Regions from separate parts of the Homo sapiens genome. Here region 1 is linked to region 2. The links are chromatin loops, found by intact Hi-C in ENCODE. Cell type or tissue: gastrocnemius medialis. All regions are shown on one strand. Links, peaks and the distances in the headings refer to the core of each region. The heading gives the core; the rest is flanking DNA.

Region 1 (15,203 bases), core at 3,949-11,948, 53 kb after region 2:
ACGCCTGGCTAATTTCTGTAGTTTTTGTAGAGATGGGTTTTCACCATGTTGCCCAAGCTGGTCTCAGAACTCCTGAGCTCAAGCAATCTGCCTGCCTTGGCCTCCCAAAGTGCTGGGATTACAGGTTTGAGTCTGTGCCCAGCCATGGCCTTCAAACTTTAATCATACACTGCTATGATTAACATGTTTGTGCATATCTTATGTATAATTATATTACCCTGTTACTTTTATACAGACTATAAGACCTATACACAAAATAGAAATTAAATGGGCTGGGCGCGGTGGCTCACGCCTATAATCCCAGCACTTTGGGAGGCCCAGGCGGGCGCATCTCCTGAGGTCAGAAGTTCAAGACCAGCCTGGCCAACATGGTGAAACCCTGTCTCTACTAAAAATACAAAAATTATCTAGGTAGGGTGGCACACGCCTGTAATCCCAGGAACTCATGAGGGTGAGGCATGAGAATCACTTGAACCTGGGAGGCAGAGGTTGCAGTGAGCCGAGATCACGCTGCTGCACTCCAGCCTGGGTGACAGAGTGAGACTCTGTCTCAACAACAAAAAGCAAACAAACAAAATAGAAATTAAATGGTGGAGGTTATAAATAGAATGTTATTTCTTTCTGTATGCCAGTAGGTCATGGTGCACATCTCTTAGAGTATGTATCCCAGTTTGGAGATTCCTTGTCTAAAATACTGCTTGCCAGTCAGATTAGTCCATTTTCCAACTATGTGAGGCTAACGCTGTGTCAGCATGTAACTGGCGGTTGAATATGACTTTTCCTACTGTCTGAGCACTGGCTACTGGAGCCCTCAGATGAACCAAGAGGATCCTAGTCTAAGACTTAGGTGGAAGAACCTGCCCTGCTGCCATTGACCAGACTGTCTATGAGAGAAGAACGGGTTGTGGGTGTCAACATTGGGGTGTGTGGGCAGAGAGGATTTTACTATTATTGTCCCCAACTCTGTCCCCGGCCCCTAGTAGGTCTGGGCTACAGATTGAGAGAGCTTGTAAGGCAGGGAGACTGGTAGCTTGCTCTGCGGCCAGATGCCTCCTACAAGTGAGAGGCTGGTGCATTGGCCCAAGCCAGCAGGATGAGAAGGGACTGGGTGGTATGCTTGGGAAGGACACTCAGTGACTCCCACTTTGAGCCAATCTTGTTAACTCCTAGCGGTCCCATTGGCTTGATGTCAAGGAGCATGGGGACCAGAGGAAGGAAAGGCACCTAGTTCTGCCTGCAAGCTCCCCAGGGCAAGCAAGGCAGAAAAGAGATGTGGGGATGAACTGCTGGTGGGATCAATGGGGGGGATGAACTGTTGGTGGGATCAATGGGGGGGATGAACTGATGGTGGGATCAATGGGGGAGATGAACTGATGGTGGGATCAATGGGGGGGGATGAACTGATGGTGGGATCAATGCGGGGGATGAACTGCTGATGGGATCAATGGCGGGGAGGAACTGATGGTGGGATCAACGGGGGGGATGAACTGATGGTGGGATCAATGGGAGTTCCCAGTGTTGGGGCTCATAGTAGGTTGAATGCCATCTACAATGAAAAAACATTCACCAAGGCCTCCAGTACATCACAAACCTTTTTTTTTTTTTTTTTGATACAGAGTCTTGCTCTGTCGCTCAGGCTGGAGTGCAGTTATGCGAGATCGGCTCACTGTAACCTCCGCCTCCCAGATTCAAGGGATTCTCCTGCCTCAGCCTCCTGAGTACCTGGGATTACAGGCACCCGCCACCACACCCAGCTAATTTTTGTATTTTTAGTGGAGACAGGGTTTCAGCACGTTGGTCAGGCTGGTCTCTAGAACTCCTTACCTCAAGTAATCTGCCCACCTCAGCCTCCCAGAGTGCTGGGATTACAGGTGTGAGCCGCCACGCCCAACATATATATATATATATTTCTATATATGTATCTTTATATATATATTTCTATATATGTATATATATTTTTTCTATACATATATATATATATATTTTTTTTTTTTTTTTTTTTTTTTTTTGAGACGGGGTCTCACCCAGGCTGAAGTACAGTAGTGTCATCTCACCTCACTGCAGCCTTGACCTCCTTGGGTTCAGGTGATCCTCCTAAGTAGCTGGGACTACAGGTGTACACCACCATGCCTGACTAATTTGTTTTTGTTTTTGTAGAGACAGGACTCCAGCCTGGGTAACAGAGGAAGACCTTCTCTCTTTAAAAAAAAAAAAAAAAGTGAGTGTGGCCTGCCACCTTGAAAGAGGTCACTGATTCGCTGTTACTAGGGCATTTGCTTTTTTGGACGAACACACCATCCTTTGATCAGTGGCATAGACTTGGATGACAGTTGGCCAAAGTAATGAGTGCAGTTTACTTAGGGACAAAGCAAAGGTGGTTGACCTGTATGGTATTTGAACTTACTGGCTTTCTGATGAAAGGATTTACCCAGAAGCTCTTTTTCAATGATTTGGAGTTACGTTATCGAACACAAATAGATTTCAGATATTTCTTTATTTTACTACGTAGCTGGTAAGTTTCTCAGTATCTTTAAATGTTATACTTTTTAGGCATGTGGTTATTATGACAGGTAGGAGTATTTTGTATGAATAGACATGGGTTAGAAAGTTTTTACGTCTATCATTTTTATTTTTATTAATTAATTAATTAATTAATTATTGAGACTGAGTCTTGGCTTTGTCACCCAGGCTGGAGGGCAGTGGTGTGATCTCAGCCCACTGCAACCTCTGCCTCCTGGTCTTAAGCCATCCTCCCACGTCAGCCTCTCGAGTATCGGGACTACAGGCGCACATCACCACACCCAGCTAATTTTTTAATGTGTATTCTTGGTAGAGACAGGGTTTTGACCTGTTGGCCAGGCTGGTCTCCAACTCCTGAGCTCAAGTGGTCCACCCATCTCGGCCTCCTAAAGTGCTAGGATTACAGGCATGAGCTGTCACACCTGGCCACTTCTATCTTTTTAAAAATATTCCTTATTATAGCCTATTTTCTTTAGATATATTCTAGTGCTTGGAGCAAATTACACAAACCAGTATTAAGCTAGGCCCACAACTTGATTAAAAATAAAAATAGGCCAGGTGCGTGGCTCACGCCTGTAATCCCAGCACTTTGGGAGGCCAAGGCAGGTGGATCACTTGAGGTCAGGAGTTGAAGACCAGCCTGGCCAACATAGTGAAAGCCCATCTCTACTAAAAATACAAAAAAATACAGCTGGGACCTGTAGTCCCAACTACTCAGGAGGCTGAGGCATGACAATTGCTTGAATCCAGGAGGCAGAGGTTGCAGTGAACTGAAATCGCACCACTGCACTCCCAGCCTGGGTGACAGAGTGAAACTGTCCCCCAAAAATCAATAGGTAAATAAATAAAATAAAATAATCCCTCATGGGGATTTTACTTCATTCGTTACTTTCAGAGTGTGCGTTAGGTACTAGGTTTGCTTCTAGATTTCCAACATTTGCCTCTAGTGGAGTAGGGAAGCTGCATAAACATTCTATATGTCCAGGCCTGTTTTTCCTTCCTGTCGTTGCCTTTCCCAGGCGGAGATGCTGGTGCTCTATCATTTTTATTGACCCACCTATTTTATGCCAGGTGCCTGCTACGCTCTAGTTGCAAGAATGTACAAACAGCTTTTCTCCAAGGAGCTCCCAGTCTAATGAGAAAGACTTTTTTTTTTCAAATACTTAGAAACCTTGGAAGACATTTTCGTTGAAATCTCAATTGAATAATTCCTTTGCTTAGTAAACACTGTTTAGGAACTTGTTGAGCCCTGATGCCAGGGATGGAAAGATAAGTAAGGCCCCAGGTCTGAATCTTGAGGAACTCATCAGATTATAGAGCGATGTTTTCCAGAGTGAGGCCTGTGTCATTGGTAGGCATGGGTGAGGATGTGTCTATGGCCCTTGACATTGTTAATTATAACTAGCCCATCGAACATGTTATTTCATTGGTAGAATTGTTTAAGAGATGATGGAAGTAGGTATTTTAGGATAAATAAGTGAGTTGCCTTGAAGAAAAATATTTAAATAGTAATTCAGGTAATATCTCGATATGAATATAAGGGTAATACTCAAATGATTGGCTTAGGGGAACCCTGATCCAGAGAGACAGTGTGAGTAATGAAAACACAGGATTAACTGATTAGTTGTGAATGAGGGAAACACAAGGACTTCATTGTTGAAGGTGATTAATCAGATTTTTTTTTTTAAGACAGTCTTGCTCTGTCACCCAGGCTGGAGTGCAGTGACACAATCTTGGCTCACTGCAACCTCTGCCTCCTGCATTCAAGCTATTCTCCTGCCTCAGCCTCCCCAGTAGCTGGAATTACAGGCATTACAGGCATGTGCCACTACACCTGGCTAATTTTTGTATTTTTTTTTTTTAGTAGAGATTGGGTTTCACCCTGTTGGCCAGGCTGGTCTCGAACTCCTGGCCTCAAGTAATCCACCTGCCTCAGCCTCCCAGAGTGGTAGTATTACAAGTGTGAGCCACAGTGCCTGGCCGAAAGTAATTAATCAAATTTTAAGAAGGGTCTGTATTGGAGTAAATATTGATTTTCAAAATAGTATCTTCACCTGAATGAACTATTTTGTTTGAATGTGCAGAAATACTTTTCTAGAGTATTCATTGCAGCATGGTAGTGAAATTGGAAATTACATGAATGTCCAACAGTAGGAAATTGGTTAATATCTTATCAATCGATAAGGCAGAGATAGTATGAAGCCATTGGAAATGATGAAGCAGGTGCATAATTTGCCATAAAAGGGCACTCAGAATACCTAGATACTGGGAAGGGGTTAGGTGAAAATGCCAAGAATGGAAAGCCCCAAAGGATGTGCTAACGTGGGAATAGTAGTTACCCTTTAGCTCTGGGATTTCAACTTTTTTTTTTTTTTTTTTTTTTTTTGAGATGGAGTCTTGCTCTGTTGCCCAGGCTGGAGTGCAATGGCAAGATCTCCGCTCACTGCAACCTCTGCCTCAGCCTCCTGAGTAGCTGGGATTACAGGCATGCACCACCATGCCCGGCTAATTTTTGTATTTTTAGTAGAGATGGGGTTTTGCCTTGTTGGCCTGGCTGGTCTCGAACTCCTGACCTCAGGTGATCCACCTGCCTCGGCCTCCCAAAGTGCTGAGGTTCAACTAATTTTATTAACCTTTATTGTGTTCTAGTTTTGTTTTTTTTTTTTTTTTTTTTTTTTGGGTTTTTTTTTTGTTTGAGACGGAGTCTTGCTCTGTCACTCAGGCTGGAGTGCAGTGGCACAATCGGCTCACTGCAGCCTCTGCCTCCTGGGTTCACGCCATTCTCCTGCCTCAGCCTCCCGAGTAGCTGGGACTACAGGCGCCTGCCACCACGCCCAGCTAATTTTTTTCTTTTTTTGTATTTTTAGTAGAGACAGGGTTTCACTGTGTTAGCCAGGATGGTCTCGATCTGCTGACCTCGTGATCCACCCACCTCAGCCTCCCAAAGTGCTGGGATTACAGGCGTGAGCCACCGCGCCCGGCACGTTCTAGTTTTAAAGAGAGAAAAGCTAAGCTTAGCATTCCATTGTGTAGGGAATAGTATAGCTTCTCTGATCTGCTTTGGTTTCCCTTACAGGTGTGGAGGCACAGTTGGTGCTATTTTCACTTGTCCACTAGAAGTCATTAAGACACGGTTGCAGTCTTCAAGATTAGCTCTCCGGACAGTCTACTATCCTCAGGTTCATCTGGGGACCATTAGTGGAGCTGGAATGGTGAGACCAACATCCGTGACACCTGGACTCTTTCAGGTTCTGAAGTAAGTTCAGTCTTGTCTGCTCCTGCCACCTGCACACCCTGTACCGCCACTGTCAACAGAGAATGTTCATCAAGCTTATCAAATGTGATGTTCTGTTTGCATAGCCTTGGTCCTAACTTAAGAATTAGATTTCTTTACCAATACCTTTGAGCTCTGACCTTGCTCCCCTGGCAGCGGGGGGTCCCAGTGTACATGTGACCATCATCCAGGGCAGTTAAAGTAAACCTAGCAAAGCAAACCAAAAATCCACGTGTAAATTGTTGCATCACATCATTGCTCTTGCTCAAAGCTTTTGAGGGAAATGAAGATAAGAGGTGATAGAGTAAAATTTTAAAAATTGCACAACAGAAGAGTTGTGAATATTTTATTTTATTTTATTTATTTACTTTTTTTGAGACAGAAGAATCTCGCTCTGTCACCCAAGCTGGAGTGCAATGGTGCGATCTTGGCTCGCTGCAGGTGATCTGCCCACCTTGGCCTCCCAAAGTGCTGGTATTACAGGCGTGAGCCACCGCTCCCAGCCGTGAATATTTTTAAAAGAAACAAAATGTTTGTTTGTTTGTTTGTTTTTGAGCTGGAGTTTTGCTCTCGTTGCCCAAACTGGAGTGCAATGGCACAATCTCAGCTCACCGCAACCTCTGCCTCCTGGATTCAAGCGATTCTCCTGCCTCAGCCTCCTGAGTAGCTGGGATTACAGACATGCGCCACCATGCCCGGCTAATTTTGTATTTTTCATAGAGATGGAGTTTCTCCATGTTGGCCAGGCTGGTCCCAAACTCCCAACCTCAGGTGATCCGCCTGCCTCAGCCTCCCAAAGTGCTGGGATTACAGGCGTGAGCCACCACACCAGCTTTTTTTTTGCTTTTTATTGGGAAATATTTTTAAATGTGTAGAAAAGTTATGTTTAATAAAATGGGCTTTAAAATTTGTTTTATACCTGAGCTACCTGCCCATTTTATTATTTTTACTGTAGAAAAAATAATTCATTTGCTTATAAAGTAGCCAAATATTCTTAAGTCAAATTTGGCTTATCAGTCTATGCATAAGGTAAAATCAAATTCAGAAGAGAACTGATTGAATATCTGATTTTTAGCTCAGGACCTTGTACTTTGAGATGCTCTATAATTAATAGTTGAATTTAACTGAGCATGATATTCAAATCTTTGAAACTGATTCTTGGGCAAGAGTATGTTCAAGAAAGACATTCATCAAGAAAGCTATCAGTGTAGAGATTTATTTGGGAAATGTTAGAAAAAGAAGTAATAAAATGGAGATGCTCTGTTTTAAAAACAACGCATTTAGCACTTTTTTTTTTTTTTTTTTTTTTTTTGAGATGGAGTCTCACTCTGTCGCCCAGGCTGGAGTGCAGTGGTGCGATCTCCACTTACTGCAAGCTCCGCCTCCTGGGTTCACGCCATTCTCCTGCCTCAGCCTCCTGAGTAGCTGGGACTGCAGGTGCCCGCCATCACACCCAGCTAATTTTTTTGTATTTTTAGTAGAGACGGGGTTTCACCATGTTAGCCAGGATGGTCTCGATTTCCTGACCTCGTGATCCGCCCACCTTGACCTCCCAAAGTGTTGGGATTACAGGCGTGAGCCACCGCACCCAGCCACATTTAGCACTTTTAGGCACAATTTAGATAAGGCAGGATGAGTTGGAGAGTGCTTAGTTTATTTTTAGGTATGTTTTATTTGTAAAACCCAACTATGAGTCACTGGGGCATTCATGCCAAATGTGTGCAAAGGTACATCTGAGCTTACTGAGCGAAACTGAACAGCAAGACCAGATGCCAGGGACAAGTGAGAGCATCAGAAGCCCAGCGAGGGAACAGGGAGATTGGTGTCCAAGACTCCAGGAGAAATTGGGGTTTTTGTTTGTTTGTTTGTTTTCTTTTTTGAGACAGATTCTCACTCTGTCACCCAAGCTGGAGTGCAGTGGTACGATCTCTGCTCACTGAGACCTCTGCCTCCTCGGTTCAAGCGATTCTTCTGCCTCAGCTTCCCGAGTAGCTGGGATCACAGGCATGCACCACGATGCCTGGCTAATTTTTGTATTTTTGGTAGAGACAGAGTTTTACCATGTTGGCCAGGCTGGCCTTGAACTCCTGACCTCAGGAGATCTGCCTGCCTTGGCCTCCCGAAGTACTGGGATTATGGGCATGAGCCACTGTGTCTGGGTGAGAATCAGGTTTTTAAATTAAATGCTAAGAAAAGGAGTGGAGACACTGGGCAGGAAAGTTGGGGGTGGGTACAGGAGGGACAGAAGCACAGAGATGTGGAGGGACACTTTGCTCTCAGGACAGATCCGAGTCCATGGCCCCCATCAAGATGGGACTGTGAGAACACTCCTCCTGCTTTGCCTTTTCACATGCTTAGGCGGTGCCAGTGTCCCGGGTGACACCTTTCTTCTAAGGAACATGCAGTGCTTTGGACATAAGGAAACTGAAGACAGGTAATGTTACTTCAGTAACATTCAAAATGAATTTCCTCTTGCCAAATAATCATGACTAGTGAATTTGGATTTACTGTAACTGGGGAACTGTTACCCAAAAGTGTGGGTGTCAATAGGGCCAACCTGGAAGGTAAATGGGAATGTTTCTCCATTTTAGGTTTTACAGGATATGTGGGTTGAGTGTCCCTTATCTGAAATGCTTGGGACCAGAAGCAATGCAGATTTCGGATTTTGGAATATTTGCTTCATCATACCAGTTCAGCATCCCCAGTCCAGAAATACAAAATGCTCCAATGGGCATTTCTTTCAGCATCATGTTGTCACTCAAAAAGTTTCTGATTTTAGAACATTTTGGATTCTTATGGCTTTCTAATCTCCAGTAAATCCAGCCCCCCCCATAAGAGATTGTGTGTGTGTCTGTGTCTGTGTGTGTGTGTGTGTGTCTGTGTGTGTGTCTGTGTGTCTGTGTGTATCTGTTCCCTCCCCTCAATTAGGGCAATTGTTTAGTAAAATTTAAATCAAAGGAAAAAGGCCACTCCATGTTTTAATACAGGAACAACTTCCACACCACACAAAAGACAAACTATTTTCATTACAGTCCCACCGGCTTCATTGGTTAATACAGCCACAGCTACACAATAATGAGCCATCACTTATATATGAATACTTTAATTAATTAATTAATTTTGGGTTTTTTTGAGACAGAGTTTCACTCTTGTTGCCCAGGCTGGAGTGCAATGGCGTGATCTCGGCACAACCTCCGCCTCCCAGGTTCAAGCGATTCTCCTTCCTCAGCCTCCCAAGTAGCTGGGATTACAGGAATGTGCTACCACGCCCGGCTAATTTTGTATTTTTATTAGAGACAGGGATTCTCCATGTTGGTCAGGCGGGTCTCAAACTCCCAACCTCAGGTGATCTGCCCGCCTTGGCCTCCCAAAGTGCTGGGATTACAGGCGTGAGCCACTGTGCTCGGCATGAATACTTTTAAATCAGTTTATTTTATTGACATCAAAATATAAACAATGGCGTTAGTAAGTAAAATTTTAGTTATAATGTTTTGTCAGAAAGGTGTTTGTAAAGTGGCACTTTTCACCCAAGAGCTATTTTATTTAAGCTTTATTTCCTCAGCTTTATTATATATTTTTAAAATTCTGGGCTGGGCACGGTGGCTCATGCCTGTATTCCTAGCACTTTGAAGGGCCAATGCAAATGGATTGCTTGAGCTGAGCCCAGGAGTTTGAGACCAGCCTGGGCAATGTGGCGAAATCCCATCTCTACAAAAAATACAAAAAATTAGCCGGGCATGTTGGCGTGCACCTATAATCCCAGCTACTCAGGAGGCTGAACTTAGGAGTTGAATATAACTGAGCATGATATTCAGATCTCTCAAACGGATTCTTGGGCAAGAGTGTGTTCAAGACACATTTATCAGGAAAGCTACTTATCATTGTAAAAATGTATTTGGGAAATGTTAGAAAAAGACGTAATAAAATGCAGGTGCTCTATTGCAAAAACCACACATTTAGCACTTTTAGGCACAATTTACGTAAGACAGGATGTCCTTGAGCCCAGGAGATCAAGGCTGCAGTGAGCTGTGATTGTGCCACTGTACTCCAGCCTGGGCAATGGAATAAGACCCTGTGTCAAAAAAAAGAAAGATTCTCTCACACAACTATTTAATAACTTTCAAGTAAAGGACTACTTTTAAAAAATTGTGGGTACATAGTAGGTGTATACACTTACGAAGAAAACTCCTTTTACGTGGTAGTATTTCATTGATTTTGCACAACCTTAGCAGATGAGTACTCAGGCGTGACGTTACCTCTATTTTAGAGAAGAGGACATGCAGGTTAAGGGCTAAGTGACATGCCCAAAGTCATGTTCAATGTATATCCACCTTGCTTCTAAGAAAGACTTGAAGCCGCTAAAGTAAAGTAAGAAATGAACAAGCCCCAGACACAAGGCTGAGCCTCTGCTGCTTCTCCGCGAAGGCAGCAGCAGTTCCCAGCTCAGAGACTCCTAGGACTGCACCCTTCTGCCTCCGTGGCTATTGCTTCTGTTTCCTTTGCTGTGCTGCAGCCTTACAACCTCTGGCTGTTGGAGGGTCCAGGGCCCAGACCCTGGCCTTCTCTAGCTACTGCCACTCCTGTGGGCGCACTTAGTTTCATGGCTGTAAATACCATCTGTAAGCTGGCAGCCTTTCTGCTCTGAGCCTCACACGCTCCATCCGGCTGCCTGTTTGACAGCTTGGATGTTTATTAGCCATCCAAGAGTAACATGAGCAAAACAGAACTCCACAAAACCTACTGCTCCCAGAGTCTTCCCTGTCTCTGTTAGAGGCAGCTCCATCTTTCCAGCTACACAGATCTCAAGCTTCATAGTCATCCTTGGATCTTATTTCTCAGCCCTGCAGCAAATCCTATCAAGTCTACCTTCAAAATAAATACAGAATCTTACCCCTTCTCACTACTTCCTCCACCACTGTCCTGATGGAAGCCACCGTATCTCACCTATATTGGTGCATTCACTTCCTGACTGCTCTGGCTTGAAAGCTTGCTGCCCTCTACCCTCAGTCTGATCTCAGCAGAGCACCCAGAGAACCCTCTGCTCAGATCCTCTGCTCAGAGTTGCTGTCTCCCTCTGGGTAAGAGCTACAGCTATCCCTGTGGCCTACTAGGTTCTACACGATTCTCACCCTTCCCATTACTTCTGACTTTTCATCTCCTATTTTCCCCTTTGCCTCTCCAGCCTCCTTTTTGTTCCTTTAAAAGGCCAGGAACATTTCCCACCGCAGGGTGTTTGCAGTAGACATTGTCTGCACGGCTGACGTCCGCTGTCATCACCTTGCAGGAAGACCCTATAGTGACCATGCTATTTAAAAGCAAACTCTCCGCAACACTCCAGCCCGCCTTCCTGCTTTATATTTTTATCCGTAGCACTTACGTCCATCAACATACAGTGTAGTTTACTTATTTCTATTCTTTTCTCCCTCTTCACCACCCCCTCCAATGGGACTTCTTTGGAGGTAGTGACTTTGGTTTCTTTTAATTACTGAAATCGTCCCCAAGCATCGAGAATGTTGCCTGTCACATAGCAAGCATTCCATACAAATTGAATGCATGAGTTTTGGCATGTCAGGAAGATATTGCATATAAAGGGCTTAACACCCTCCCTCCGTGTAAATAATAAAAGCTGCTGTCATTATAATAGCTACTCTCTGCTTTTAAACACAAGGTTTTGTTTTTTTTTAACCTTAAAGTCTTTTATCTCTTAATAGAGGCAAAAAAAAAAGGTGGGGGGGAATATCCTATTACATAATTCTCATGTGAAGAAAGCATACTCTTCGGGGGAAATTTGTATCTTTTCCTGTTAATAAGTTCTAAAGGCAGAGTCTGTAACTCAGGACTTACATAAAAACAATATACCAACTTAGGAAGCTTTAGGGGGGCTTAACAGAGGGTGGCTCCTTTTCAGGCTGCTACCATGTGGGTTGAAGCCACCATCCTCTCTCACCTGGATTATTGTACAGCTTTCTGTTTCTTCATTAACCATCCCTAAGCTAACGGCGGTGACGATGGTTTACAGAGAGGGTCTTTATCTAGTAAGTGATCAAACAAGAACAAGGGTACAGGCTTTTGTCTTATCTACAAAGCCCGTGTTAGTTTCCTGTTGACATTTTTGGAAGACACTTTGTTATTCAAAAACCATACAAGGCTGGGCGCAGTGGCTCACCCTTGTAATCCCAGCACTTTGGGAGGCCAAGGCAGGTGGATCACCTTAGGTCAGGAGTTAGAGACCAACCTGGCCAACATGGCGAAACCTCGTCTCTACTAAAAATACAAAAACCAGCCGGACATGGCAGCACGTGCCTGTAATCCCAGCTTCTCGGGAGGGTGAGGCAAGAGAATCACTTGAACCTGGGAGGCGGAGGTTGCAGTGAGCCGAGATCACGCCACTGCCTTCCAGCCTGGGCAGCAGAGCGAGACTCCATCTCAAAAAAAAAAAAAAGAGAAAAGAAAAAAAACCCATGCAAATAACATGGTCATTCGTTTAAAAGTTGTCTGCTTGTGGCCGAGGCGGGCGGATCACGAGGTCAGGAGATAGAGACTATCCTGGCTAACACGGTGAAACCCTATCTCTACTAAAAATACAAAAAATTAGCCAGGTGTGGCGGTGGGCGCCTGTAATCCCGGCTACTCGGGAGGTTGAGGCAGGAGAATGGCATGAACCCCGGAGGCGGAGGTTGCAGTGAGCCGAGATCGTGCCACTGCACTCCTGTCTGGGTAACAGAGCAAGACTCCATCTCAAAAAAAAAGTTGTCTGCTTATTAATAGTCTTACTCATTTGGGGAATACTACTTTAAAAGACTTGTCAGAGAACAGAATTTGTTTATAGAAAGTTTATTTTCAAAATTCAGAGAAAAAAATATTCTCTATTCTGTTAAAGAAAAGTATTCTGTTAAAGAAAAAAATTCTCTATTGAAGAACCTATCTCGAACCTATCTTTTTTTTTTTAATAGTTACTTAAAAAGCAAAAAGGCAATATGTTAACAGATTCAGGTATCTGCTATTAAATGTGCCAGAGTAATAAATAGTATATGTATTTCAGGTATTTGCTTTTAAAAAAAATAAAAATCTTCTGGCTTAATATTTTCCAGCAAAGTTCTTACTATTTAAACTGCTGAGACACATTCTTTTTTTTTTTTTTTTTGAGGCAGAGTCTTGCTCTGTCGCCCAGGCTGGAGTGCAGTGGCACCATCTCTGCTCACTGCAACCTCTGTCTCCCGGATTCAAGCGATTCTCCTGCCTCAGCCTCCTGAGTAGCTGGGACCCGTCACCACGCCCGGCTAATTTTTTTTGTATTTTTAGTAGAGACGGGGTTTCAGCGGTATTAGCCAGGATGGACTCCATCTCCTGGCCTTGTGATCCGCCCGCTTCGGCCTCCCAAAGTGCTGGGATTACAGGCGTGAGCCACCGCGCGCAGCCCTCTTTTTGTTTTTTCAAGTGCCTTTTTCATTGAAAAGTAACGTGTTAGTGATCTCCTATCTTATCTTTTAGGAACCACAGTGTTCAGATGAGACATTTGTCTTGGATTAGTCTGTGCTATGCATATTATGATATAAAACAGTGAAGAGAATAAAATGCTCCAAACAAGACCCTGATTTTTTTTTTCCATTTTTTTCCTAAATGAAAGTTTGTGACTGTGGGAAAATGAGTCTGGATCCTTCTGGGCTTGATTTTGCAGCTGAAATGTACCATTTATAGTAGGATCTTAATTGTTCCAGAAAAGTTTTGTAAACATCAAGCTAGGTTAGAAGTTTGGATTATGTAACAGATTTGGCTTTTTGCCAACTGTTATTATGTGTAACTATGGAGACCGCCTTTCTTAAGTTCTTAACAGGCCTGAGTCACTTGAGGACACGAGTTCCCTACTGCATTATGGATGAGCGGCTTCAAGCTTCCTGGAGCCAGAGATTCCCTTAATTGTGTTTAAATGACTCCTGAAGCTGAACAGGGTACATTAATGGGGACCACAGAGAGGATCTAAACTTTACACAATTTCTTGATACACTTAGCGTTTGAAAATCTTGATTATGTGCTATATTATAAAGTATAGGCCACTTCAGGGTGTTACTTGAGAGAGGTTTTAGTTCAGACAGCTCGATCGTTTAAAAGAGCAATACTGCTTGAACCCTTAAAAGAGCAATACTGTTTGAACCCGGGAGGTGGAGGTTGCAGTGAGCCGAGATCATGCCACTGCACTCGCCTGGCGACAGAGCAAGACTCCGTCTCAAAAAAAAAAAAAAAGGGGCAATATTCGTGTTTCACGCCTGCAATCCCAGCACTTTGGGAGGCTGAGGTGGGCGGATCACCTGAAGTCAGGAGTTCAAGACCAGCCTGGCCAACATGGTGAAACCCCATCTCTACTAAAAATACAAAAATTAGCCAGGTATGGTGGTGTACACCTGTAATCCCAGCTATCCAGGAGGCTGAGGAAGGAGAATCACTTGAGCCTGGGAGGCGGAGGCTGCAGTGAGCCGAGATGCAGCCACTGCACTCCAGCCTGGCTGACAGAGCAAGACTCCATCTCAAAAAAAAAAAAAAAAAAATTAGCAGGACGTGGTGGCTGTTGTCTATAATCTCATCTACTCAGGAGGCTGAGGCAGCAGAATTGCTTGAACCCAGGAGGCAGAGGTTGTATGGGATCACTTAAAAGGGCCTGGGCTTAACACCTGTCAGTAAGGAAAATGATTTGATTAGAAAATAAGACTACTGTCTCTGCATAATATTTTTATGTAATTGAATTATATAAATGGGCCAGGCACAGTGGCTCATGCCTGTAATCTCAACACTTTGGGAGGCCGAGGTGGGCAGATCACTTGAGGTAGGGAGTTCGAAACCAACCTGACCAACATGGAGAAACCCTGTCTCTACTAAAAATACAAAATTAGCTGGGCGTAGTGGCGGGTGCCTGTAATCCCAGCTACTTGGAGACTGAGGCAGGAGAATCACTTGAACCTGGGAGGCAGAGGTTGTGGTGAGCCAAGATCGCGCCATTGCACTCCAGCCTGGGCAACAAGAGCAAAAACTCCGTTTCAAAAAAAAAAAAAAAATTATATAAATTGAACTAAGGTCTGACTTACTACTTTTTAAAATAATAGCTTTTTTTTTTTTTTTTTGAGGCAGAATCTCGCTCTGTCACCCAGGCTGGAGTGCAGTGGCGCAATCTCGGCTCACTGCAAGCTCCACCTCCTGGGTTCACGCCATTCTCCTGCTTCAGCCTCCCGAGTAGCTGGGACTACAGGCGCCCACTACCACGCCTGGCTAGTTTTTTTTGTTTGTATTTTTAGTAGAGATGGGGTTTCACTGTGTTAGCCAGGACGGTCTCGATCTCCTGACCTCGTGATCCGCCCGCCTCGGCCTCCCAGAGTGTTGGGATTACAGGCATGAGCCACCGCGCCCGGCCGATTCTTTA
Region 2 (15,203 bases), core at 4,386-12,385:
CGGAGGTTGCAGTGAGCCAAGATCGCACCACTGCATTCCAGCCTGGGCAACAGAGTGAGACGCCATCTTAATAAATAAATAAATACTTTATCCTCACAAATGGGTTTTTAAAAGTGAAATTCTAGAATTTTTCCCTAATGGCTCATCCATTATTTCACCTGTAGATTATTGCTTTCTCCTAATTTCTTCCTTCCTGAATTAAACTATAACCATCAACTTGAGAACTTAAAACACATACTTTGCTAATTTTTTGAAATTATTATTTGATAGCCAGGCGCGGTAGCTCACGCCTGTAATCCCAGCACTTTGGGAGGCCGACGCAGGCACATTGCCTGAGCTCAGGAGTTTGAGACCAGCCTGGGCAACATGGCAAAACCCCGTCTCTACTAAAAATACAAAAATTAGCCGGGTGTGGTGGCTCATGCCTGTAATCTCAAGTACTGGGGAGGCTGAGGCACCAGAATCGCTTGAATCCGGGAGGCAGAGGTTGCAATGAGCTGAGATCACGCCACTGCACGCCAGCTTGGGCAACAAAGTACGACTTTTTCTAAATAAAAATAAAAATTCTTATTTGGAGTTGCTGGGAGAGAAGGAGGCGGCCGGTAAACCCTGGCACCCTCTCCTTTTAGCATCACCTCTGCGTGTCTTAACACTCAGCCTCCCTCAAAAACCAGGTGGCAGAGCCCTTCCCTGGTCTTCTCGCTCATAGAGGGAGGGTCCTGGGAGGGGGCCTCTCTGCATTCCCCACCCTGGCAGCTCTGGTTTAGTGAGTGGATGGGCTACCCTGGGCTGCTGTGGGCATTCCGGGGGGAGGAGGTTTGCCTCTCTCCGCCGCTTGGGGTGTGTCCTGGGAGAGCCGGAGGGGCAGAGCGGGGAGGGGAGGGGCTTGGTCTTCGTCCTGGGTAAGGTTGGTAGTGGCTGGGTAAAGGGCTTTAGGCTACCATCTTCCAGAGGGGCCACCAAGGGTCCCCCAATCTGGTCCTGGGGATGGTGGCTCAGGACCCTCGAGAAAGCAGGCGGGGAGAAAACTCAGCGTGGCTACCATTGGGGACCTTGATTAGTAGGTCATACCGCAGTGCCCACCGCAAGGGTGGCCACTGCGGACGCGAGGGCAGCCCCGCCTCAAGTAGCGCCCCAGAGCGGCCACTCCTCGTGCGGCCACCAGGGGGCGCAGCAGCGCCGGCAGGAAGCGCGGGAAAGCGGCCGCGATGGCCTCGGAAGAGGATGCGCCCCGCGCCGCCCGCCCTGCGCCATGCACTGTTACCCCTCGGTCCTCACCCGCACTGCGGGTGCGGGGTGGCAACTACCCCAGCTGGATAGTGAGGGTGCCGGGACGCAAGCCCGGGGCAGGCTCTCAACTGCCCCCGCCCTTGCTTCTCAGTCGCCCTGCACACAGCCTCCCCCGAAACCAAAATCCCCCAGGAGAGTGTGGTACCTCCATTACAGTCGACACGTCATTGTCACTAAAGTCAGAGCTGACACCGGAGCTCACTCCTGGTAGTGTTCATTCTACGGGCTTTGACAAATGTGAAATGCATTATGGCGTGCATCTACTATTGTAGCGGCATAAGAATAGTTAGACTGCCCGAAAAATCCCGTGTTCTTTGCCTGTTCACCCCTCCCTACCACCCCCAACCCCTGGCCACCACTGAACTATTTACTGTCTCCACAGTGTCGTCTTTTGCAGAATGTCACATAGCTGGAATCATGCAGCATGTAGGCTCTTCAGACTGGCCTCTTTCACTAGTGATACGCACTCAAGCTTCCTTCTGTCTTTTCTTGACTTGCTAGCTCATTTCTTTTCAGCACTAAGTAATATTCCACTGTCTGAAGTTCCACCGTTTTGGGGATCTTTGTGTTTTTTGTTTGTTTGTGAAACAGAGTCTCACTCCGTCACCCCGGCTGGAGTTCAGTGGCACAATCATGGCTTACTGCAACCTTGAACTCCTGGGCTGAAGCAATCCTCCTGCCTCAGCCACCCAAGTAGCTGGGACCACAGGCACACACCATCATGCCTGGCTAATTTAAAAAAAAAAAAATTTATAGAGATGATGTCGGCCCAGGCGCAGTGGCTCATGCCTGTAATCCCAGAACTTTGGGATGCCAAGGCGGGTGAATCACTTGATGTCAGGAGTTCAAGACCAGCCTGACCAACATAGTGAAACCCTGTCTCTACTAAATACAAAAAATTAGCTGGGTGTGGTGGCGCATGCCTGTAATCCCAGCTACTCAGGAGGCTGAAGCAGGAGAATTGCTTGAACCTGGGAGGCGGAGGTTGCAGTGAGCCGAGATTGCACCATTGCCCTCCAGCCTAGGCAACAAGAGCAAAAAATCCATCTCAAAAAAAGAGAGAGAGAGAGAGAGAGATGATGTCTCATTATGTTGCCCAGGCTGATCGCAAACTCCTGAGCTCAAGCGATCCTCCTGCCTCGGCCTCCTGAAGTGCTAGGATTATAGGAGTGAGCCACCGTGCCCAGCCCCAGCATGATATTTGTGGAAGGGAAAGGTGATCAAGATGACTGTGAACTAAACTGTGACATAGGGCTGGAGAGCTGATATACCCATCAGCCCAGACCGCCAAGGGGCATTGCCGGCCTTACCAGCTGGATGCAAACTGCTTCTGCTGGGCCTTATGGACAGGTATAAAGAGAAAGGCATTGGTCAGATCAACAGCTGCATGCAGTAGCAGGGACCAGAGATGTGTGAATTTTGGAGTCGCCACTTGGTTAAGTTTACAATAATCCACTATCAGTTTCCAAAGTCCATCTGTCTTCTGCACAGGCCAAATCGGAGAGTTGAATGGGGATGTGGTGGGGGTCACCACCCCCGCCTCCTCCAAGTCCTTGATGGTGGTGCTAATCTCGGCAGCCCCACCCCAGGGATGCAATGTTGCTTTTGATGTACTATTTTCCCAGGCAGAGGCAACGCTAATGGTTTCCATTTGGCCTTTCCCACCATAACAGCCCTCACCGCACAAGGTAGGGAACCAGTGTGGGGATTCTGCCAGGTGCTAAGTATGTCAACTTCGAACCTGGAACCAGAAAATAACCCCAGGATGGGTTCAGGGATCCACGGGAGCCACCACAAGTTGGACCTAAGCTAAAACTCCACTGAGCACCTGACATCTGTAAGGTGTCCCTATGTTGCCCAGGCTGGTCTCAAACTCTTGCGCCCAATGATCCTTCTGCCTCGGCCTCCCAAAGTGCTGGAATTGCAGGTGTGACCCACCACACCCAGGGACCACAGATTATTTATCTGTTCACCTACTGGAGGACATCTTGGTTACTTCCAAGTTTGGGTAATTAGGAGTAAAGCTGCCATAAACATCCATGTGCAGCTTTTTGTGTGGATGTAAGTTTTCAATTCATCAGCTGGATCGTATAGTAAGAGTATGTTTAGTCTTGTAAGAAACTACCAAACTGTCTTCCAAGGTGGCTGTGCCATTTTGCATTTCCACCGGCAATGAATGAGGGTTCCTGTTGGTCCACATCCCCACTGGCATTTGTGTTGTCAGTGTTGTGGACTTTGGCTATTCTTTTTTTTTTTTTTTTTTTTTTTTTTGAGATGGAGTCTCACTCTGTCACCTAGGCTGGAGTTCAGTGGCACAATCTCAGCTCACTGCAAGCTCTGCCTCCCGAGTTCAAGCAATTCTCCTGCCTCAGACTCCCGAGTAGCTGGGATTACAGGTGTGTGCCACCATGCCTGGCTAATATTTGTATTTTTAGTAGAGACGGGGTTTCGCCATGTTGGCCAGGCTGTTCTGATCCACACGCCTCAGCCTCCCAAAGTGCTGGGATTACAGGCGTGAGCCACCGCGCCCAGCGACTTCGGCCATTCTAATAGGTATGCAGTACTTTCCTTTTTGTTTTACTTTGCAGTTCTCTAATGACAAATGATATCGAACATCTTCTCATATCCTATTTGCCCTCTGCATATCTTCTTTGGTGAGGTGTTGGTCAGGCATTTGCTCCATTTTAAAATCAGGTTGCTCATTTTCTTATTGTTGAGTTATTTGTATATTTTGGTTTTTTGTTTGTTTTTTGTTGTTGTTGTTGTTTTGAGACAGTCTTGCTCTGTTACCCGGGCTGGAGTGCAGTGGCACAATCTCAGCTCACTGCAACTTCTACCTCCCAGGTTCAAGCAATTCTTGAGTCTCAACTTCCCAAGAAGCTGGAATTACAGGCATGCGCCATCACGCCTAGCTAAATTTTGTATTTTTAGTAGAGACAGGGTTTCACCATGTTGGCCAGCCTGTTCTCAAACTCCTCGCCTCGAGTGATACGTCCCCCTCGGCTTCCCAAAGTGTTGGAATTATAGGCGTGAGCCACCGTGCCGGCTTATTTGTATATTTTGAATAACAATCGTGTGTGTGTATGTTGGATTTTGTTTTTTGTTTTTTGAGACAGGGTCTCATTCTGTTGCCCAGGCTGGAGTGCAGTGGTGAAATCACAGCTTACTGCAGCCTCAACCTCCCTGACTCAAGCAATCTTCCCACCTCAGCTTCCCAAGTAGCTGGGACTAAAGGTGTGTGCCACCACACCCAGCTAATTTTAACACTGTTTGTAGACAGGGTCTCCCTATGTTGCCCAGGCTGGTCTTGAACTCCTGGGCTCTAGCGATCCTCCTGTCTTGGCCTCTCCCAAAGTGCTGAGATTACAGGAATGAACCACCACTCCCAGCCCAATCTTTTATCAGATATGTCTTTTGCAAATATTTTCTCCCAGGTTATGGCTTGTCTCTGCATTCTCTTGACAGTGACTTACACAGAGTACAAGTTTTTAATTTTAATGAAACTAGTCTATCAATTCTTGTTTTTATGGATCATGCCTTTGGTGTTACGTCTGAAAAGTCCTCACCATACACAAGGTCATCTAGATTATCTCTTATTTATCTTCTAGGAGTTTGATTGTCTTATGTTTTACATTTAGGTCTATGGCCCATTTTGAATTGACTTTTAGTGAAGGCTGTAAGGTCTGTATCTAGATTTTTTGTTGTTGTTGTTTTGTTTGGCATGTGGAAGTCCAGTTGTTCCAGCACCATTTCTATTTTTTTTTTTCCAGCACCATTTCTTGAAAAGACTATCCTGGCCAAGTGCAGTGGGTCATGCCTGTAATCCCAGCATTTTGGGAGGCCAAGGTGGGTGGATCACCCGAGGTCAGGAGTTCAAGACCAGCCTGACCAAAATGGAGAAACCTTGTCTCTACTAAAAATACAAAATTAGCCTGGTGTGGTGGCACACACCTGTAATCCCAGCTACCCTGGAGTCTGAGGCACAAGAATCGCTTGAACCCGGGAGGCGGAAGTTGCGGCTAGCCCAAATCACGCCATTGCACTCCAGCCTGGGCAACAAGAATGAGACTCCATCTCAAAAAAAAAAAAAGAAAGAAAAAAAAAAGACTATCTTTGCTCTATTGTATTGCTTTTGCTCTTTTGTCAAAGATCAGTTGACTCTACTTATGTGGGTCAATTTATGGGCTCTCTATTCCATTCCATTGATCTATTGATCTATTTTTCTATTCTCTCACCAATACTACAGTGCATTGATTACTGTAGCTTTAGAGTAAGTCTTTTTTTTTTTTTTTTTCCTGAGACAGAGTTTTGCTCTGTTGCCCAGGCTGCAGTGAGGTGGCACCATCTCAGCTCATTGTAACTTCTGCCTCCTGGGTTCAAGCAATTCTCCTGCCTCAGCCTCCCGAGTAGCTGGGATTACAGGCACCCACCACCACGCCTGGCTAATTTTTGTAATTTTAGTGGAGATGGGGTTTCACCATGTTGGCCAACTGGTCTCAAACTCCTGACCTCAAGTCATCTGCCCACCTCGGCCTCCCAAATTGCTGGGATCACAGGCATGAGCCACCATGCCTGGCCAAGAGTAGGTCTTGAAGTAGTGCAGTCCTTCGACTGTGTTCTCCTTCATTGAGTTGGCTATTCCGGGTCTTTTGCTTCTCCAGAAACACTTTAGAATTGTTTTGTTGATATCCACAAAGTTAAATGCTGAGAATCTATATATAAAGTTGGGAAGAACTGACTGACTGGGCTCAGTTCACAATATTGAGTCTCCTATCCATGAACATGGATTATTTCTCTATTTATTTAGTTGTTCTTTGATTCCTTTCATCAGAGCTTTATCATTTTCCTCTGATCTTGTACATATTTTGTGAGATTTATACCTAGGCATTTCTTTTTTTGAGACAGATTCTCTCCCTGTCACCCAGGCTGCAGTGCCATGGCGTGAACTAGGCTCACCACAACTTCTGCCTCCTGGGTTCAAGTGATTCTTGTGCCTCAGCCTCCCAAGTAGCTGGGACTACAGACACACATACCACACCCAGCTAATTTTTGTATTTTTAGTAGAGATGGTGTTTCACCATGTTGGCCAGGCTGGTCTCAAACTCCTGACCTCAAGTGATCCACCTGCCTCAGTTTCCCAAACTCTGGGATTACAGGTGTGAACCACTGTGCCTGGCCTTAATTCTGAGGGATGCTAATGTAAATGGTAATATGTTTTTACTTTCAAATTCCACTTTATTGCTGGCATTAGGAAAGTAATTGACTTTTGTATATTAACCTTTATCCTGGAACCTTTCATCATTAGCCTTCTCCCGGGACTGGCATCTCACCCTTTAGATTAGAACCCCATGACAGCAGGCAGTGGCACTGGGACGTCTGGAGGCCTGGACAGGGCTGCCTTGTATAGGTGCGCAGGGTGTACACACTGCACACTGAAGAGACAGCCATTCACATCACCTACATACTGGACATTGTAGATTTGTATGTTTTTGGTGTCAATTTCCTAGCAGTCAAGGGTCTTGAGGAAGAGATACTGTTTTCTAATTCTCACAGAGGAGGCTCTGATCCCGCGATGGCCCTGGTCAAGGCTGGAGTGAACCGGCTGCCTCACGTGCTGGGCGATACTGAGGACACTAGGTTGTGAGTCAAGACAAGGGAAAGGGCTGGGAGGAAGAGCGTGGGTTCAGATGCAACTGCTGGCCTGCGGTTCTCTCTGTACTGTACTTTCTGCCTCTGATGTTGCCCACTGGGCCAGAAGCAACCAGCTACTGATTAACAGAGTCCTCCGGGCAGCTGTGTGTGGCTTTTTCCGATGAACCAAGTGCGAAAACTTTTTCAAAGTCGAATGTGGGTCAAGAGGCATCAGGCAGAGAGGTTAAGAATAAGGCTGGTAGAGTGTGACAAGCCATGGGTCTAGTCCCAGCTGTCCATGACCTTGGACAAGTTATCTGATTTCTCAGCGTCTTTGTCTGTAGGTAGAGTAGGTAGCAAGGGTACCTACCCTACAGCCTGTTGTAAGGAAGAGACACGATTTTGCATGTAAATCACTTAGCATGGTAAACCTTGATAGCAGAAACGATTAAAAAATAAAACAGCAAAGGGAGGGTGACACCAGCACCCCCAGGACTGACTCAGCATTTGGGCCCAGGGGCTCTGATACATTTAGACCCAGAGAAAATGTTTCAACTCCTTTATAAAATCAGGAGGAAATGTCCAGGCACAGTAGCTCACTCCTGTAATCCCAGCATTTTGGGAGGCTGAGATGGGCAGATCACTTGAGGTCAGGAGTTTGAGACCAGCCTGGCCAACACAGCAAAACCCCCTCTCTTTAGCCAGGCATGGTGGTGCATGCCTGTAATCCCAGCTACTTGGGAGGCTGAGGCAGGAGAATTGCTTGAATCCGGGAGGCAGAGGTTGCAGTGAGCCGAGATTGCGCCATTGCACTCTAGCTTGGGCAACAAGAGTGGAACTCCGTCTCAAAAAAATAAATAAATAAATAAAATTTAAAAACACAAAAATAAAATAAAATAATTAATAGTAAACAGGTGTGGGTCTCTACTAAAAATACAAAATTATCCGGGCATGGTGGCACACACCTGTAATCCCAGCTACTCGGGAGGCTGACGCAGGAGAATCACTTGAACCCGGGAGGTGGAGGTTGCAGTGAGCCGAGATGGCGCCACTGCACTCCAGCCTGGGTGACAGGGGGAGACACCCTCTCAAAAAAAATAAAAATAAATAAAAAATAAAATCAGGAGGAAAATATGAATATAATAATAAATATATATGAATAAATATATAAATATATAATAAATATATATGAATATAATCATAAATACATATCATAACGACTCCAGTTTGGATTTTATCTGTAAAATCGTATGTGGCTATAAAATATAATTTTAAAAAAATTTTAATGGAGAAGGTACTCACAAAAGAAAAAGTACCCAGGGCCTGTGAAAAGCACAGCACAGCCCTAAGTCCTATAAAATATGTTTTTGAAGCCTTTTCTCCAGGGACTTCAGTCTACTTTGCAAATAAAAATGAAACTCCCGCTGGGCACAGTGGCTCATGCCTGTAATACCAGCACTGTGGGAGACTGAGGCAGGAGGATCATTTGAGTTCAGGAGTTCAAGACCAGCCTTGGCAACATGGTGAAACCCCCATGTCTACCAACAAAAACAAAAATTAGCCAGGCATGGTGGCACATGCCTGTAGTCCCACCTACTTCGGGGCTGAGGCAAGTGGGTCGCTTTACCCTGGGAGATGGATATTGCAGTGAGCTATGATCGTGCCACTGCACTCCAGCCTGGGTGACAAAGTGAGACCCTGTCTCATAAAAAAAAAAAAAAAGAAGAAGAAAAGGAAAGAAAGAAGAAAAAGAAGAAAAAAGAGAGAAAGAAGAAAGAAAGAAAGAAAGAAGGGAGGGAGGGAGGGAGGGAGGGAAGGAAGGAAGGAAGGAAGGAAGGAAGGAAGGAAGGAAGGAAGGAAGGAAGGAGGGAGGGAAGGAAGAAAGAAAGAAAGAAAAGTTTCGATATGTCCATCTCTGAGAAAGGACACCATCGGGGCAAATTTTAGGGAGATGCTCTTGGGAGCACCGCCCCCTCCAACCCAGAGCTCCACTGTTTCCTTCCCACGGTCAAGGCATTTGTCCAGAGGAAAGGTGGAAGAAAAACCTCACCTTTGAGCTTTTGAGGTCTCGAATGTGTTTGGTGACCAAGTATTGATCCAGTGATTTGATTCTGGGATTCCGTCCATGCTCAGACGTAGATTCTTATTGGAAAAAAAGAAAAAGAAAGAAAAAACTTGGCACCGGTGACCCAAACAAGCCAGTCTGATCCAGGCACACTGGAGGCAGCCAGGGCTTATAAATAACCACGCTGGCCAGGCCCGGAGGAGCCTGGGCCGTACAGTCTGTCCCATGAGGGGCCGGCGGCTCCTGGGCCCTAGTTTCACCTCATGGCATCAGCCGGGCTGTTATTTCACTCCAAGAAGAGGAGGGAACACAGGGTGGTGGCTCAGGTGACTCCCGGGTGCCTGTTTTTCATTTGTTCTGGCCGGACAGGCGGATGAGCTCCCCAGCTGGCATTGGAAAGGTCACGGGGCTAAAGATCACTTGCCTTGAATGAGCATTCCTCAGAGCCCTGCACCCCAGGACCCACACCTATTTATTATTAATGTTTTTATTTTATGTATTTTTTTAATTTTATTATTTTTTATTTATTTTTTTGAGATGGAGTTCCACTCTTGTTGCCCAGGCTGGAGTGCAGTGGCACAATCTTAGCTCACCGCAACCTCCACCTCCCAGATTCAAGCAATTCTCCTGCCTCAGCCTCCCAAGTAGCTGGGATTACAGGCATGAACCACCACACCTGGCTAATTTTGCATTTTTAGTAGAGCCAGGGTTTCTCCATGTTGGTCAGGCTGGTCTCGAACTCCCGATCTCAGGTGATCCACCTGCCTCGGGCTTCCAAAGTGCTGGAATTACAGGTGTGAGCCACCGCACCCAGCCTATTTTTTTATTTTTAAGACAAAGTCTCACTCTGTCCCCCAGGCTGGAGTGCAGTGGTGCAATCTCCACTCACTGCAACCTATGTCTCCCATGTTTGAGCGATTCTTCTGCCTCAGCCTCCCTAGTAGCTGGGATTACAGGTGTGCACCACCACAACCAGCTAATTTTTTGTGTGTATTTTTAGAAGAGATGGGGTTTCACTATGTTGTCCAGGCTGGTCTCAAACTCCTGACCTAAAATTCACTCTTGAGATTTTTTCATTCACTCAAATGATCGACCCACCTCGGGCTCCCAAAGTGCCGGGATTACAGGCATGAGCCACTGCACCTGGCCAAATTTTTTATTATTTAAACAACCACTGCTGCTTTCTTCTGGGGTTCCAGGGTGAGGCATGAGGGGTGCAAGTGGACAGCCTGGGGGGAGAAGCACCACCGTCCTTAGAGGCTGTGGCTGTGGGCAGGGCCAGGCTGGGTCCTCCCCATCACAGGGGTCTCAGTGAGCCCACCACACCCCGGGCCCTGTTTGTCGCATGGTCCCTTCCGAAGCAGCCCTGTTTGTGCACTGCCAAGCCTTCAACATCCACCATCGCTCCTGTTTCCATGCCCCCATATCAAGCCATGGGCCAACATTTTCTTTCCATTCACACTCAATGCCACACCTGTACCAGGAGGGGCCGGGTCTCCAGGATGACTTCCAGTGCTGACCTCTCAATCGCCACCAAGCATCTCTCTCCCATCCAGGGTACTTACTGTAGGGATCTGCGGGGGCAGGAAGAGGAGCTGCAAGAGAAGTCCTTCCAGGCTGGGCCCGGGGCTCACGCCTATAATCCCAGCACTTTGGGAGACCAACGTGGGCAGATCGCCTGAGGTCAGGAGTGCGAGACCAGCTTGGCCAACAAGGTGAAACGCCATCTCTATTAAAAATACAAAAATTAGCCAGGTGTGGTGGCACATGCCTGCAATCCCAGCTACTCAGGAGGCTGAGGCAGAAGAATCTCTTGAACTGGGAGGTGGAGGTTGCAGTGAGCCGAGATGGCAGCACTGCATTCCAGCCTGGGCAACAGAGTGAGACTCCATCTCAATTAAAAAAAAAAAAAAAAAAAAAAAAAAAAAAGGTCTTTCCAGGCAGGGCCACGAGAGTCTTTCAGCATCATTTCCAGGCCTTGCCACTGAAGGCTTGAACGTAACCCTTTAATCCTCCCGCAGCCTCTCAGGCCCCCCTGGAGTGCGAGTCAGTGCACAGAATTGAAGATCTCAGGGACAGGGCCTGGCCGGTGGCTATACATGTTACATTCTCTGTGCTCCTGTATCAGGTGGCCAAGAGCAAGAGCCCAGGAGGGAGCCACAGCAGGCCCCACCTGCTCACACAGCAGGGCCCCACCAGCCACCTCTGCGGCCAGGACACTCACCCAGTCTGAGCCGCTCTCCTGCACTGGCAAAACCGGAATATAGCAGCACCTACCTTACAGATTATTCCAAGGATTAGACAGTGTAAATAGATAAAAGGCTTAACCTACATAGTCCCCAGCCTGTGGTAAACGCTGCTTTATTTGACAATACATTATTGATGAGGTGCTGAGACCCAGAAGAACTGTATTAATTTCCTGTGGCTACTGTAACAAATGGCCATAAACTGGGTGGCTTAACACAACAGAAATTGAGTCTCTCACAGTTTCAGAGGCCAGAAGTTCAAATCAAGGTGTTGGCAGGGCCACACTGTCTCCGAAGGCTCTGGGGCAGCACCCTTCCCTGCTTCTTCCAGCTTTGGGAGGCTCCAGGTGTGACTTCACCTGTGGCTGCGTCACCCAACCTCTGCCTCTGTCTTCCCAGGGCCGTCTCCTCTGCATCTGTGTCTCCCCTTCTGTTTTTTATAAGGACACCAGTCATTGGAATTAGGGTCCAACCAGGCATCCAGAATGATCTCAACTAGAGGTTCTTTTTCTTTTTGCTTTTTCCTTTGAGACAGGGTTTCACTCTGTCACCCAGGCTGGAGTGCAATAGTGTGATCTCGGCTCACTGCAACCTCCGCCTCCCGAGTTCAAGCAATTCTTCTGCATCAGCCTCCCATGTAGCTGAGATTACAGGCACACACCACCACGCCTGGCTAATTTTTTGTATTTTTAGTAGGGACGGGGTTTCGCCATGTTGGCCAGGCTAATCTCGAACTCCTGACCTCAGGTGATCCGCCCACCTCGGCCTCCCAGAGTTCTGTGATTACAGGCGTGAGCCACCCCGCCCGGCCTCATCTAGACGTTCTTAATCACATCTGCACAGACGCTTTTTTCAAATACGGTCACAATCGCAGGTTCTGGATGGACATATATTTGGGGCGCCACCGTTCAACCCACTATAGTGCCTAATGCCCAGGTGAGTTCCTAGTGAAAGAGAAGCTAAACCCATTTCCTTCCACACCCATGGGAGGCACACGGGGACAGCAAGGTCAAGAAGGGCAGCACGTGTCCACGGTGGCCACTGACACTGAGAGCTTGTCCGTGAGGCTGTAAGTCCTGCAGGTCTGCATGCTGGACCTTGAAGGAGAGCAAATTCTCTGTAATTGCTCTGAAAACCCACCTGGACTAACGGTGTCCCCCTGGAACGGGCTCCTCTGATGCATGTGACAGTCCCTCTCGATTCACTTCTGAAACTGGTTTCTGCCAGGTGCAGTGGCTCACACCTGTAATCCCAGCACTTTGGGAGGCCGCGGGTGGATCACCAGAGATCAGGAGGTCGAGACCTGCCTGGCTAACATGGTGAAACCCCATCTTTACTAAAAATACAAAAATTAGCATGATGGGGGGTGCCTGTAATCCCAGCTACTCAGGAGGCTGAGGCAGGAGAATCACTTGAACCCGGGAGGCAGAGGTTGTGGTGAGCCGAGATCACGCCATTGCACTCCAGCCTCGGCAACAGAGCGAAACTCCATCTCAAAAAAAAAAAAGAGAAAATAAACTGATTTCCTTGGGTGCTTTACTACTGTTTCCTAACTGCAGCTGCAATCGCATCTACATTCAATCTGGCATCAGAAACTGGCCTCCCTCCAAGGCAGGACAACAGCCCCACAGACCAGGTTAAAATTCTGTCGCTTGCAAAACTGTCCCAGGTTCCAATCTTGCTTTAGTATCTTAGAGGGGAAAGAGATGACAATTAAAGGCTGAAACAAGTGTGACTAGCTCTCCTTTGTGCATGGCCTCTTTTTTTTTTTTTTTTTTTTTTTTAAGATGGAGTCTTGCTGTGTCGCCCAGGCTGGATGCAGTGGTGAGATCTCGGCTCACTGCAGCCTCCATCTCCTGGATTCAAGCGATTCTCCTGACTCAGCCTCCCCAGTAGCTGGGACTACAGGCGTGTGCAACTGCACCCAACTAATTTTTGTATTTTTAGTAGAGATGGGGTTTCATCCTGTTGACCAGGCTGGTCTCAAACTCCTGATCTCAAGTGATCCACCTGTCCCAGCCTCCCAAAGTGCTGGGATTACAGGCGTGAGCCACCCCGTCCGGCCTGCCTGTTCCCTTTCATTCCTGCTCAGTTTCCATCACCCCACAGCCTGGTTCCATGTGGTATCCAGACTTTGAACATGCACCCTTGGAATAAGCCTCTTCAGCTGGTCCTGTGTTGGCCTGAAGCTGCTTGACCCAAGTTGGAGTTTTCACAAAAGTGACTCTATAACTCTGAATCACCCTGAGAATTCACACAGTGACACCTCCCGTTGATGTGTATTATGAATCTAAATAAATACTGTCTCAAAGCGATCAGTAAGGGTTTTGTTGTGATTAGGTTTTTGGTAACAGCTTTATTAAGCTATCATTCACATACCATACAACTCATACATTTAAAGTGTACAGCTGGGTTGGGTGCAGTGGCTCACACCTGTAATGCCAGCACTTTGGGAGGTCGAGAAAGGCAGATTGCGTGAGCTCAGGAGTTCGAAACCAGCCTGGGCAACCTGGTGAAACCCTGTCTCTACAAAAAATACAAAAATTGGCTGTGCATGGTGATGCACGCCTGCAGTCCCAGCTACTCAGGAGGCTGAAATGAGAGGATGACTTGAGCCCGGGAGGCAGAGGTTGCAGTGAGCTGAGATTGCACCACTACACTCCAGCCTAAGGGACAGAGCCAGGCCATGCCACAAAAGAAAAAAGTGGACAAATTGTATGATTTTTAGTAGACTCACAGAGTTGTGCAACTATCACCACAATCAATTTTGGAAGATTTTCATCACTCTAAAAGAAGCCATATCCCTTAGCTGTTACTCTCAATTCTCCCTTCCCCAGCTCCTGACAACCCTAAACTTTCTGTCTCTGTGAATTTGCCTTCTCTGCAAATCTCTTTTTTTGAGATGGAGTCTCACTCTGTCTCCCAGGCTGGAGTGCAGTGGCATGATCTCGGATCACTGCAACCTCTGCCTCTCGGGTTCAAGCAATTCTCTTGCCTCAGCCTCCCAAGTAGCTGGGATTACAGGCGCCCGCCACTATGCCCAGCTAATTTTTGTATTTTTAATAGAGACAAGGTTTTACCATGTTGGCCAGACTGGTCTCAAACTCCTGACCTGAAGTGATCTGCTCGCCTTGACCTCCCAAAGTGCTGGGATTATAGTTGTGAGCCACTGCGCCCGACTCTGCAAATCTCTTATAAATGGAATTACACACTACGTGATCTTTATCCTCTGGCTTCTTTCACTTGCTTTTTTTTTTTTTTTTTTTTTTTTTTGAGATGGAGTCTTGCTCTGTTGCCCAGGCTGGAGTGCAGTGGCGCAATCTCGGCTCACGGCAAGCTGCGCCTCCTGGGTTCACGCCATTCTCCTGCCTCAGCCTCCGGAGTAGCTGGGACTACAGGAACCCGCCACCACGCCCAGCTAATTTTTTTTGTATTTTTAGTAGAGACGGGATATCACTATGTTAGCCAGGATGGTCTTGATCTCCTGACCTCGTGATCCGCCTGCCTCAGCCTCCCAAAGTGCTGGAATTACAGGCATGAGCCACCGCGCCTGGCCTACCATGATGTTTTCAAGGTTCATTCATTTCATAGCATGTATCAGTACTTCATCCCTTTTTATATGTATATTCCATTGTGTGGTAATATACTATGTTTCATTTTTCCATTCATCAATAGATGGACATTAGCATTGTTATGTTGTTTGGTGTGATGGTTAATAATGAGTGTCAAATTGATTGGATTTGGATGCAAAAGTATTGTTCCTGGGTGCGTCTGTGAGGGTGTTGCCAAAGGAGATTAACATTTGAGTCAGTGGACTGGGAGAGGCAGACCCACCCTCAATCTGGGTGAGCACCATCTAATCAGCTGTCAGAGCAGCCAGAATAAAGCAGCCAGAAGAAGGTGGAAGGACTAGACTTGCTGAGTCTTCTGCCTTCATCTTTCTCCCGTGCTGGATGCTTCCTGCCCTCAAA

What was found. Hi-C counts contacts between places; a loop is a spot of excess contacts. Peaks named below come from ENCODE experiments on the same cell type or tissue, not always from the same donor. Only the 100,000 strongest peaks of a DNase experiment are listed, where the experiment ranks them.
Region 1: a loop joins it to region 2, with 8 times the contacts of the local background. A loop is called at or near these places in 10 of 110 quality-filtered maps.

Annotation. Positions count from the first base shown.
Region 1 is chr1:9,548,030-9,563,232 of GRCh38, forward strand. It overlaps SLC25A33 (solute carrier family 25 member 33), which reads left to right. Exons shown (of 7, transcript NM_032315.3): 2 at 5,597-5,776. Among named protein-coding and RNA genes, the nearest start is that of SLC25A33, 16 kb to the left of the region's middle. RefSeq lists a silencer at 7,388-7,588. In gastrocnemius medialis, for the core only: no CTCF peak of the experiment used is centred there; DNase peaks (open chromatin) are centred at 7,212, 7,542 and 8,152; H3K4me3 peaks cover 848 bases; H3K27ac peaks cover 8,000 bases.
Region 2 is chr1:9,494,250-9,509,452 of GRCh38, forward strand. No RefSeq gene overlaps it. Among named protein-coding and RNA genes, the nearest start is that of SLC25A33, 38 kb to the right of the region's middle. In gastrocnemius medialis, for the core only: no CTCF peak of the experiment used is centred there; DNase peaks (open chromatin) are centred at 8,892 and 9,282; H3K4me3 peaks cover 2,154 bases; H3K27ac peaks cover 8,000 bases.